3 separate regions of the Homo sapiens genome follow, and all the other regions are linked to region 1. The links are chromatin contacts, found by Hi-C or POLR2A ChIA-PET in ENCODE. All regions are on one chromosome and are shown on one strand. Each heading gives the region's core, a stretch centred on a gene start or an enhancer-like site at or near the end of the contact. The rest is flanking DNA. Distances are from core to core; before and after follow the strand shown. Region 1 holds the start of LINC01359 (long intergenic non-protein coding RNA 1359). Region 2 overlaps JAK1 (Janus kinase 1). Region 3 overlaps JAK1 (Janus kinase 1).

Evidence for each region. Hi-C counts contacts between places; a loop is a spot of excess contacts on that map. ChIA-PET counts read pairs that join two places held with the same protein, here RNA polymerase II (POLR2A). Pooled maps may share reads with other maps.
Region 2: a loop to region 1 is called in a map of endothelial cell of umbilical vein, with 3 times the contacts of the local background. The contact joins the enhancer-like site here to the promoter of LINC01359 in region 1. A Hi-C loop is called at or near these places in 5 of 168 maps with a recorded cell type or tissue (CD14-positive monocyte, CD4-positive, alpha-beta T cell, CD8-positive, alpha-beta T cell and 2 more), 1 of 37 single-sample maps with no recorded cell type and 11 of 50 pooled maps. POLR2A ChIA-PET finds 5 or more read pairs at or near these places in 13 of 52 experiments (A673, AG04450, BJ and 10 more).
Region 3: a map of ascending aorta shows a loop between it and region 1 (4-fold over the local background). The contact joins the enhancer-like site here to the promoter of LINC01359 in region 1. A Hi-C loop is called at or near these places in 5 of 168 maps with a recorded cell type or tissue (CD14-positive monocyte, CD4-positive, alpha-beta T cell, CD8-positive, alpha-beta T cell and 2 more) and 16 of 50 pooled maps. POLR2A ChIA-PET finds 5 or more read pairs at or near these places in 10 of 52 experiments (A673, AG04450, B cell and 7 more).

What each region holds. Positions count from the first base shown.
Region 1 is chr1:65,000,501-65,004,380 of GRCh38, forward strand. It overlaps LINC01359 (long intergenic non-protein coding RNA 1359), which reads right to left and starts at 1,976. Exons shown (of 7, transcript NR_119383.1): 1 at 1,829-1,976. It also overlaps a transcript of JAK1 not described here. RefSeq lists an enhancer at 1,992-2,071 and a silencer at 2,202-2,341.
Region 2 is chr1:64,915,621-64,919,500 of GRCh38, forward strand. All of the region lies in intron 1 of JAK1 (Janus kinase 1), which reads right to left. It also overlaps the pseudogene LOC100130270. Among named protein-coding and RNA genes, the nearest start is that of JAK1, 49 kb to the right of the region's middle. RefSeq lists an enhancer at 286-580. Within about 2 kb of position 1,876, at least 26 of the 41 ENCODE cell types and tissues checked have a DNase peak (open chromatin) inside an H3K27ac peak, as active enhancers do; they include A673, CD14-positive monocyte, PC-9 and 2 more, where a contact is called at or near this core.
Region 3 is chr1:64,931,501-64,935,380 of GRCh38, forward strand. All of the region lies in intron 1 of JAK1 (Janus kinase 1), which reads right to left. Among named protein-coding and RNA genes, the nearest start is that of JAK1, 33 kb to the right of the region's middle. RefSeq lists a silencer at 2,290-2,339 and an enhancer at 2,806-3,100. Within about 2 kb of position 2,096, at least 20 of the 41 ENCODE cell types and tissues checked have a DNase peak (open chromatin) inside an H3K27ac peak, as active enhancers do; they include A673, B cell, CD14-positive monocyte and 3 more, where a contact is called at or near this core.

The DNA of each region.
Region 1 (3,880 bases), core at 726-3,225:
AAAAAAAAAAAAAATAACTACAAAGCTGCACACTCCAGTCCTGTTTAAATAGCAATACTTCCGGACACAATTTTTAAGTTATTCAATAGGGCTTTGGTTAAATAAATGTACAATGGAATACGAAGTAGTGATTTAAAAACACGTATGGAAAATATTTTTCCATGATATTTGATTCAAAGGAAAAAGGTGACAAAGCATTGTGTTCGATGTGATTACATATAATGCTATACATCAGATTGTTAACAGTGGTTTTCTGGGTGGTGGGATTTCCATTTATTTTCTGATTCTGGAAAAAATCTGATTTTTCTGCAATGAATAATAATTATTTTTGTGATTTTTAAAAAGGAGGGTTTTTTTTTTGGTGGGGGGGCGGTTGGATTTTTGTTTTGTTTTGTTTTTGAGATGGGGTCTCACTCTGTGGCCCAGGCTGGAGTGCGGTGGCGCCATGGAAGTTTTTGTTTCTAAAGGGTCCTTTCCTTTGGAGCTCCAACTCTACTAAGAGGCCATTCATATTCCCAACATTCCAGGGTGCCCAAAGGAAAGACCTGGCCAGTTATTTCAGCATCAATTCACAAAATGGGGCGTTGGAAGGGGAAAAACAGCTGCTCTAGTTGGGCAGTGATTATTAAACCCCTCCCAAAAATGGAGTGGACAATTTCCAAGATCTCATCATGTTAGAAAACTTTCATTCGCCGATTTCACTTTTCAAGTGAATCCTAAAGCCTGTTTCCTTAATCTTCATAATTTTGGACATTCCACAGCCCGACCCACGCGTTTATCTTTCACTGGGCTGCAGTGATTCCCCTTGTTACCAAAAGGGGCCCAGCCTCCGCCAGCAGAGGCCTCCTGCGGAGCTGGGGGCGGGACCTCTGGGCTGGGTCCCCCTCTCCCTGTGCGCTGGCTGGCGGCGAGTGCAGTGACTGATTTCCTCTGCTCGCCTTCCCGGAGGTCCCCACCCACGCCACTGCCAACGCTCGGAGGAAGTCACGTTCAGGCCCCAGAGCTGGTCTGAATCTTCCAGGAGGAAAAGAGGGGGTGCATGTGTGCGTGTGTGTGTGGTAGTGTGTGTGTTGTATGTCTAAGAGGTAGCAAGTGTGTTTGTGTGCGTGATATGTGTGTTTGAGAGGCAGCAAATGTGTGTGTTGTATGTGTGTTTGAGAGGTAGAAAGTGTGTGTGTGGGGGGGGGGGTATGTGTGCCTGAAAGGCAGCAAGTGTGTGTGCGTGTGGTATGTGTGTTTGAGGGGCAGCAAGTGTTTGAGTGTGAGTGTGTGGTATGTGTGTTTGAGGGGTAGCAGGAACCCTAGCTTGGTGTCTGTCAGTAACTAGATGGTGATGCAGGTAAGTGATTTTCCCGTTGAGTGGATTAAATTCCTAGTCTGTCAGAGAGGGTGTTGACCTAGAATGACTGCGCAGGTCTCCTGTCCAGTGTTAAGGAGCGTGAGTGCCCTGATGTCCCCAGGAGTGCTGCAAAAAGAGCAAAATGGCATATATCAGGCGTCCCCGAGATGCTGGCATCTATGTTAAAACTATCTTATTTCATCTTCCAACTACTCCTTACAATAGGTGCCCTGATCCCAATACAAGATTGAAAACTGAGGCTCAGAGTCTGCGGTATGCTGTCCAATATGTATGTATACACAAACACACACACGTATATACGTATGTTTGTGTGTATATACGTATGTGTATATATGCACATATATGGGTGTGTATGTATATATTTTACAGCCCATTTGGGCAAATGAGTGAGCCCCAGCCAGAAGCAAGCGCCCCCGCTGCCCCTGGGCAGTGGGCTCGGTACCGCCACGCACCCGTCCTATGTGTTACCTGGTCGCTGCTCACTGGAGTGAAAGCCATTTAGTGGCTGATCCAAGGGAAGTATGAGCTAGTGGCATGTCGAGACAAACCTGGATTTGATTCGCAGCTCTGCCTTCTGTTTGACTACAAGCAAGTAACAAGCTTTTGGAGCCTGTTTCCTCACTTCTAAGTGACGCTAATTATAGTATGTACATCACAAGGATAGTGACATAAGTGATGACTGTGACCAAACTTGGATCACCAAGCCTGCACCCAGGGAGCGCTCAGTAACGCAGCGCTGAGGAGTAGGCCACCCCGGAGGGCTCCAGGTTTCAGCGCAGGCTTCCGCGGAGCCAGCTGGATGCGTCACCATCCGAAAGTGCGAGCCTGGCCGGCGGCGGCGGAGGCGGGGGCACCGCGCAGTTGGAAGCCCGGGCGCTCTTACCGAAAGCGCGAGCCCGGACTTCCCCGCCACGATCGATGTGGCCAGTCTGCGCCTGCCGCAGTTCCCGCTCGCACCCCGGCCCCTCGCAGAGTCCCAGGAAAGCGCTGTGGCGGGCGGGCAGTCTCTGCCCCCGGGAGGGGACGCACGCACGCGCTGCTCCTTCCAGGTCCCGGCGGGGAAGCGATGCTTTCTTGGCCCGGGCTTGGGGCCAGCGGGAACCGGGCTGTCCGGCCGCGCCGTCGCGCCTCGCACGGCGTGAGACAACCTAGCTTTTTTTTTTTTTTTTTTTTTAAGAAAAGCATTGGCACCGCAGCAGCCTCCCCCGCTTCTTCCCTACTAGGACGCCCGCCTGACTCGCCCCATTGCACAATTCTTACCGTGGAACAGCCGCGTGACTCGGCGGGAGCCCAAAAGTTTCCCAGGTTTCCTCAGCCTAGAAAAGCGTGGGTGGGTGTCCCGGCCTGGCTCCAGGCGCCCTTTAAGTTGTATTTCTTCGGGTAACTGGGTTGCCCTTTAAAATGTGGAGATTGTCCTTTAGAAAGAAAGAAAATCTCACGAGCTCGCTGGCCCGCCAGGTCTAGGTTGGCGCCGGGTGACTGCAATGAAACGCGTTTCTTTTCCCATGTACATTTTCAGACGGTAAAAGTGTTTCGATTTGTTTGGGGGAGAAGTCAGGCGCTGGTTTTAAAGGAGGAAGGGGAATGATGCTTAAAAGCAGAGACACGATTTGGAGCTCTCCAAGAATCATAGTGTTTATTAACAATGATTGTGCTTAGTAGACACTGAGAAAATATCGAACGAATGAGTATTTGGAGGAGGGATTTAAATGGGTGTCTATAGGCCAACGCTTTCATTCTGCTGATGAGAAAACCTAGAGGTTAAGTGATTTGCCCAAAGTCACCTAGCTAATTAATGTGGAAGGCAGGAATGGAATCTGTCTCGTTTTGACTCCAAATTCTTGTTATGAGATGGGTGCGTTTTCCCCTCTTTATGAAAAAAAAAAATGCCTTCTGTAGTAATCTCTGTAAAGCCTTACTCCACTCCCTCTGTCTACGCATCTAAAGCAAACATACAAAACAAAAAAGAAAACAGCAATCCCCAAATGCAATCCATGCACTCAAATAGGCTAAATTTGGCAATGCCAAAACAATATATTAACAAGGCATTTTAGTTCTTATTCCTATAAATAACACTTTTTTGTTTTGTTTTGTTTTTTGAGACGTATTCTCGCTCTGTCGCCCAGGCTGGAGTGCAGCGGCGCGATCTCAGCTCATGGCAACCTCTGCCTCCTGGGATCAACTGACTCTCCTGCCTCAGCCTCCCGAGTAGCTGGGATTACAAGTGTGCACCACCATGCCTGGCTAATTTTTGTATTTTAGTAGAGACGGGGTTTCACCATGTTGGCCAGGCTGGTTTCAAATTCCTGACCTCAGGTGATCCACCCGCCTCAGCCTCCCAAAGTGCTGGGATTACAGGAATAAGCCAACCTGCCTAGCCAATAGTACTTTCTTATTCACACAAAATATGTGAAGAAAAGGAGGAAGAGGAGGAGGAGGAAAAACAGAATAAGCAAAACAGTGCTTCTCCAAGATGATATGGAAAATACCAAGCTCCCACTAACCTTACTTTTGTAAGTA
Region 2 (3,880 bases), core at 626-3,125, 85 kb before region 1:
AGCCAGTCACATGTGGCTACCAGGCATTTAAAAGATGGCTACTGTAACTGAGAAACCGATTTCTTAATTTTATTAAATGTTAATTTAAATTTAAGTGGCTACCATGTGGCTAGTGACTATTTTATTATAAGGAAACACATATCTAGAGGTTTAGTTTCTGGAAAGGATAAGACAAAGGGTCCTGTAACTAGAGATGTCAGGTGAAGCATGGGAACCTCTGGGCACGCAGAAAGACGGCATCTGCACACATGCTGAGTGCTGGGGGCCAGGATGCTACAGCCTTCACCCTCTTCCCTGCAGCTCCAGAAATGCTGGCAGCCAGTCCCTAGCCCTCCAGGTGAGAGACTGGAATACTGTCTTCTGAGGAATGTGACCATCTCACCAGGACTGACCTAAAGACACAGAGGCTGGGAGTTCCCCAATGAATGGCTCACTCTTAGTGACGTTCAAAGTTCACAAGCCCGAGGCACATGCTCAGCCTTCCTCCAAGTTTAATCATAAACAAACAGCCAAGGTAAACATATGTCTGAGGAAAGCCTCTAATGCAGACATGGAGATAGAAAAAAGCAACTCAGAGAAAACATTACACAGAGAGAAAACTTTAAAAATTAATGTCTTCAGAAAGATAAAAGAATACCTTTTATTTGTGAATCAAGAATAAAATGTTTCTTTTTTAAAGTAACATTTCAGAGAAAAAAGGAGCTCTCGAATATTAAAAAGATAATAACAGAAATGAAAACACAGCTGGGAAAGGGCCCTACGGAACTTCTAGGTTGATAGAAATGTTCTATATTTTGTTTAGGGTGGTAACTGCACAAGCCTATATGATTGTCAAAACAGCCAAAGGAACACTTAGCATTGATAAGCTTTGCTGTAGGTAAATAATATCTTAATTTTCAAAAGCTAAAAAGGTTGGAAGATAATGTTTAGGAAAAGGCCAGGCGCAGTGGCTCATGACTATAATCCCAGCATTTTGGGAGGCTGAGGCAGGGGGATCTCTTGAGGTCTGGAGTTCAAGATCACCCTGACCAACATAGTGAAACCCTGTCTCTGCTAAAAATACAAAAATTAGCCAGGTGTGGTGGCATGCATCTGTAGTCCCAGCTACTGAGGAGGCTGAGGTGGGAGAATCGCTTGAACCGGGAGGCAGAGGTTGCAGTGAGCCGAGATTCTGCCGCTGAACTCCATCCAGCCTGGGTGACAGAGTGAGACCCTTTCTCAAAAAAAAAAAAAAAAGTTTAGGAAATAGGTTAGAAAAGAACAGTTTGAAAATAGGAGAAAAGAGATAAGAAAATTAAAGGGGGCAATCCAGACAGTCACATGTCTGAATTCCTAAAGAAAAGACAAAGAAAGTGGAGGGGAGAAAATCATCAGCAAAACCATTTGAGAAAGATTTCCCAGAACCAAAGGCTACCAGTTGCCAGGTTGGAAAGGCCCATCAAAACAATGGAGAAAAAGACCTGTTTGGGGCATTCCTGGGAAATTTCATAACATTGGAAACAAGGGTCTATAAAGCTTCCAAAAGAGAATAAAACAGGCTACATTCAAAAGATCAAAAATTGAGAATATTCTCAGGCTTTTTAACAGCTGCACCAAGGAAAGAGACAGGCACCCAATGCCTGCAAAATTCTGAAGGGAAACAACTTCCAACCCAGAAGTCTATAACCAGCCAAATTATCAACGAAGTATGAAGGAAGAATCAAGATACAGTTAGACATCAAAGATCTCAAAAAACAAACTGCTATGCATCCTTCTGAAAATAACAGGAGACAGGCTCCAACACAGGAAATAAAGATTAAACAAAGAGGAAGTGAAGGGAACTCCCAGGAGCACAGAACAGAGCGGTCTCAACACAAAAGCTGTGGCCAGCCTCAGAGGATGACCAATCCCCATGTGAGCAGGGCAACTTGAGGGATACTTATGTTGAGGGCAGTCACTGCCAAGATCCCCGTAGACTGCATTGAGGGTAGAATGCCTGGGTGAGCCTGGACCAAATTCCTAATGGAATTTGGTTTTTCTTAATCATGCACTGATGAAATTCCTGTTCCCCTGCTGTGTCCTGCTGCCTGAATCAGCAGAAGACTATTTCACCCCGCAGAAGTATTCCATTTGGCCTATTCCTGAGAGCTGGACATAAGCCAGGGTGGAGCAGCACATTCCTCTTGACTCCACTCCTCCCAGGCTCCCAACAGCTGGGCCCACTGCAGTCTTCTAGGTACCTCCAACTATGAGAAGCCCTGTTTCCCACAACTCATTCATGATCTTTTCCACTGACTTTCCCAAAAGGGTCCCTGCAACCTCTCAACTCTGGATCCAGACTTGACCCAGAGTTTCTGTTCAGACACAGGGGTAATGAATTCAACCAGAGACCATGAAGCTCTTCTCCTGGGAGCCTTCATCTAGAGATGGCATCACTGCCCTTTCCTTATACACCTAGGTTTATGCTTGCTCTGGGGACATATACACTGGTAGAAAGGGCATGATTAATACCAAAGTGGGGGTGACTGTTACCTCTGAGGGAAGTGCAGTGGAGGGGACTACCAGGTGATTTCTAAGATACCAGTAATGTTCTCTTTCTTAACCTGAATGGTGGATACATAGGTATTTTTCTCTAACTATACACATACTGTTTACATAGTCTTCTCTATGTTGATACATTTTTCAATTTAAAAAGTTCCCTCCATAGAAAATTAAATATATTTAGAGACCCTAAGTAGATACTCATTAATTTTCAATTACTTTATTCTGAGATACTACTTAGTCAAGGGCCTGGCAGCTAAGCTAGTTCTCTCCTTTTAAATCAGATGCCCTTGCTGAAAACATGCTCCACCAGGTCCTTGGTCAGGCCAAGGAACTGAGTTTGATCCCCCTCTTTGTATTTAATGGAGCTAGAGGTACCAGAGCAGCACTGTATGTCTTGCATCTGGCATTTCAATCCAGATGTTAGTTGGGCCAGAAAGAATGACCCAGGGCCCTGGAATAAACTGGGTTCCAATGAGCAATACAAGTTCTACTCAGTGAATGTGGATTACAGTAAACTGAAGAAAGATGGTCCAGATTTCTAAATGAAATGTTTCACTATAAAGCTGCTTAGAATGAAGATCTTCCAGAAGCTAGCTGCACTATTTTCCACTTAACTAGGAAATATTTCTCCTTTAGATACATGAAATCATGTTGATATAATGTGTTGGAGATTACATTAACAAATAACTGAAACTTGAAAAAAAATCAATTACCTTATCCTCTCCAGTAATCAAATACTACGCTTCTTTAAAGACCATCTTGAATGGCAGCAACTTTTTTTTCGAAGAAGAAAAATTTATAAGTATCTCATAAACAATTCTCATATTGATTACATGTTGAAATAGGATATTAATTTCACCTGGCTCCTTTTACCTTTTTTTTTATTATTATACTTTAAGTTCTAGGGTACATGTGCACAACGTGCAGGTTTGTTACATAGGTATATATGTGCCATGTTGGTGTGCTGCACCTGTTAACTTGTCATTTACATTAAGTATATCTCCTAACGCTATCCCTCCCCACTTCCCCCACCCCACAACAGGCCCTGGTGTGTGATGTTGCTCTTCCTGTGTCCAAGTGTTCTCATTGTTCAATTCCCACCTATGAGTCAGAACATGCGGTGTTTGGTTTTTTGTCCTTGCGACAGTTTGCTGAGAGTGACGGTTTCCAGCTTCATCCATGTCCCTACAAAGGACATGAACTCATCGTTTTTTATGGTTGCATAGTATTCCATGGTGTATATGTGCCACAGTTTCTTAATCCAGTCTATCATTGATGGACATTTGGGTTGGTTCCAAGTCTTTGCTATTGTGAATAGTGCCGCTATAAACATACGTGTGCATGTGTCTTTATAGCA
Region 3 (3,880 bases), core at 846-3,345, 69 kb before region 1:
GTAGGACACCCAGCATGGTGGGTGTCCTACCATGGTGGCACAAGGCTGAGTGGTTGTATCCTAGGCAATTACTACGCTCCAGGGGCATCATCCCTAGGAGCTCAGACCAGCATTCAGAGGCCTCAACCTTTGGGGTAAAGGAGGCAATCCTTTTGTGTACAGGCTACTCCCTCTCTCCTACTCTCCCATCTCTGCCTATCAAAACTCTGTTCTTTAATGGTAAATTGTTACAAAATTACAAACTATCGGGAGGCACTCTGGTAAGGGAATAAAAAGAGCCAAAAAATAGGAACCCATGTGACTCTCAGAAATGTATCCTAAGAATACATAATGTACACACACAGAGATCTAGCTATACAGCTATTAATCCTATTAATGGAAGTGTTGTTCATAACAGCAAAAAACTGCAAGAAACCTAAATGTATTTTTTAAATGGATTTTGGCTCTAAAAAAGGAGGGGGGGGGATATTCAATCAACAAAGTGCCCACAATATCTTTAACAATAATAATACCTACACTTTAGACTACTTACCATATAACTGGATCCTCTGATCAGGTTCTTTACATCTCATTTAACGCTCATACCAACACTGTGAGGTAGACATCATGGCACTTTATAAATAAGAAATCTGGGCCAGGTGTGGTTGCTCACGCCTGTAATCCCAGAACGTTGGGGGGCCGAGGTGGGGGGATCACGAGTTCAGGAGATTGAGACCAGCCTGGCCAACATGGCGAAACCCTGTCTCTACTAAAATTACAAAAATTAGCTGGGTGTGGTGGCACATGCCTGTAATCCCAGCTACTTGGGAGGCTGAGGCAGGAGAATCGCTTGAACCAGGGAGTCGGATGTTGCAGTGAGCCGAGATCGCGCCACTGTACTACAGCCTGGCGACAGAGCGAGACTCTGTCTCAAAAAAATAATTAAATAAATAAATAAGAAATCTGAGATTCATAAAAGCAGTAATTAACCAAAGGTAATCTAGCTAATAAGTGTCGAGGTTGGGTTCAAACCTAACTCACTCACTCACTCTTGCATCCAACAAACGTTTATTAAGCATTTACTAGTGTCAGCATGGTGCTACATCCTGCTTTGTTGCTGGGGCTTTAATTTTCATTTTGAAATAATTTTAGATTTACTCAAGACCTGCAAAGATAGTACACAGAATTCCCATATACTTTCACTCAGCTACTCCTAACACTAACGCTATGGTTTGTTTTTTTTTATTGACAAACTGCAATAATCATCCATTCCACCATCAAATAATTGAGAGGGCACTAGACAGTCCCAGCTGGCACCTGCCTCTGCCTGGGACTGCCCACAATCTCTGTTCCCCACTGACATCTGACTCTGCACTGCCCTCCCAACTCCACCATCCCAAAGGTAAGACAAGGGAATTAAGAAAATTACCACAAATCAAAGGTTTTTTCTCCCAGTTAGAATTAAGCCACTGCTAACGGGAAGTAAAGCCATGGAAAGAATTATACTTTTAAAACAAGTACAGAACCTCCGAGAAATCTCAAATAGAAAAGAACAGTAACAATGAGAAAAAATAATAAATATAATTAAACACTACACCAGTGGTAGCTATACGTGCCAGGCATCATGCCAAATGTTTTATATTCATTGAATCCTGAACATCCCATAAGGTGGGTACCACTGTTATCCCCATTTACAGATGAGCAAAACAAGGTACAAAGAAGTTAGGTTTTACTCGAAGTTCCACAGCTCAAAAACACTTCCCTTTCCAGGGAAGAAAAAAGAACACAAGGCTCCTACCCCCGTTTTGAACTTCTAAGCTATTTTTAACAACAATGGCCACCATCCAGACATCAGATGTGACCAATCTCCAGCTCAGCGAAACTATTCATGAGTGTAGCATTTTTCAGCCCTTGAGTAGTCTCTGCCTAAGTGACGTATCCCTGTTGTACATGTTTCCAAGGGAAGTGACAAAATTTCTGAGGGACTTGCACAACACTGCCAAAAAGCAGGATTCCAAAAGGCCTTTCACGCATGTTTTCACAATGCCCCAATACTACCTGCCTCTCGTCTGCACCATCCCCTCAGCAATCTCTGCCATGGGCTGACGCCTGCTCTTCAACAGAAGTTATTCAAATGACACATCGTATGCCCTTCTCATGCTGTACTACACTGACTGTCTCTACAAAATTGTGGTGCCAGAATTCACTTCAAAGGATCTGCATGTCTCTGACTACATGACAAAGATGTAGCGTATAAAAAGGGAACTGTCTATTTCTGGCACCACAAAATGCAATCTATTTGCCTCACCAAGCACGCCGCTGCTCTAAAGAAAGTTTTTGCTTTCAAAGAATCCTGGGTTTGCCTTTAAATTCACACTGTTTCATACTGAAGTGACTAACTTTGAATCATTCAAAATCGCTGTGGTCCTTAGAATTTTCAGGCACTACGGAATATACTACATAAATATGAGCATTCTCAAGCAATACACACTAAAAGACATACAGCCAATGGCCTAACCCAGGTCCACCTCTGGAATTTGGGAGCTGACAGAAAGTGACCCAGAACCACTAGAAGCACAAAGCAGAAGGAAAGATAAGTGCTGACCAAAATGCAGGAGGGGACAGGGTATCTTAGGAAGCTGGAAAACATGGAGAGATGTAAAGGACCAAAAGCAACTCCTGTTCCTGGTCACCAATTGGGATCAGTGGAAAAGAGTTTCAGTGGAATCCCAGGAGACATCTCTCAAATGACCTCCGGCTCCAGTCCTGGGAAACTTGCTCAACAAATGATGCAATAAATAACACAAAGGCAAAACATATGAAGCTGCTTTTTATTTTTAAGGCTGTAAGAACCTCTTGTCACAGCTCTGAGAAGGGGAGACTGAAGGCTGGAGGCAGCCACACCAAGGAACCAGGCAGTGAAGAGCAGGGTCGTTTCCTAACTGGGAGACGTGGCATCACTGCAAGCAGAGGTTGTCGTGACTCATCAGGATGAATCCACAGAGCAGTAAAGAAAAACAACAGTGAAGGAAGAGCTTGGCAGCCATTACGAAATGAGAGGGGCGAGAAGCTCGGGTTGTGGACCCACAAGAGTGCCCCCTCAACCTTGACTGTTCCCAAGGCTCTGTCTGCCTGCATTCTTTGAAAACCTTCCATCTACTGGACCTACAGAGTTCTGGTTCATCCTCTCAAAGTCCAGGTCAGATGCCTCATCTTTCCGGTGAAGTCCTGTGGACTCCAAACGTAGTCACTCTCTTCTCTGTGCTGCCACAGTACTTTGTTAAACACATTAATTACAACCTTAGCTTACATTGTATTGTAAATGTCACCCACCAGACTATCCTGGGGGCTATGATTATATTTTACTCATTTGTATTTCTCACAGTCAGTGCCTAGAACATAGTAAGTGCTCATCAGATGAATGATGAGGGTCCACTAGTAGGACCCTCCAGAGTTCCTAAGGCCACAGCAGTTTTCAGGAAGATTCATAATCAACTTATCAAACCAATTTACTTGAGGACCAATCTATTTCTGGCTGTGGGGATATGCACCACTACTCTCCCTGCTCCCTCTGAAATAGGAATGAGGAAGCTTCTCCCTTGATTCCATTCTAGCCATGGGAACAAGAACGCAGATGCATCAGACATCCTTGGGGATGACCCTGCCAAACAAATTATATTCCAATCTCACATCCACCAGACCAAAACCTAAACTAGGTCAAAATCATTCATTCATACTGAGAGGGTATTAAAAGAAATATTTCTGACCCTTTCCCTCCTCTACCCATCAGCAGATGAAATGAGAAAGACCAGTCATAACTCTTTTTTTTGTTTGTTTGAGACAGAGTTTCACTCTTGTTGCCCAGGCTAGAGTGCAATGGCGTGATCAGGGCTCACTGCAA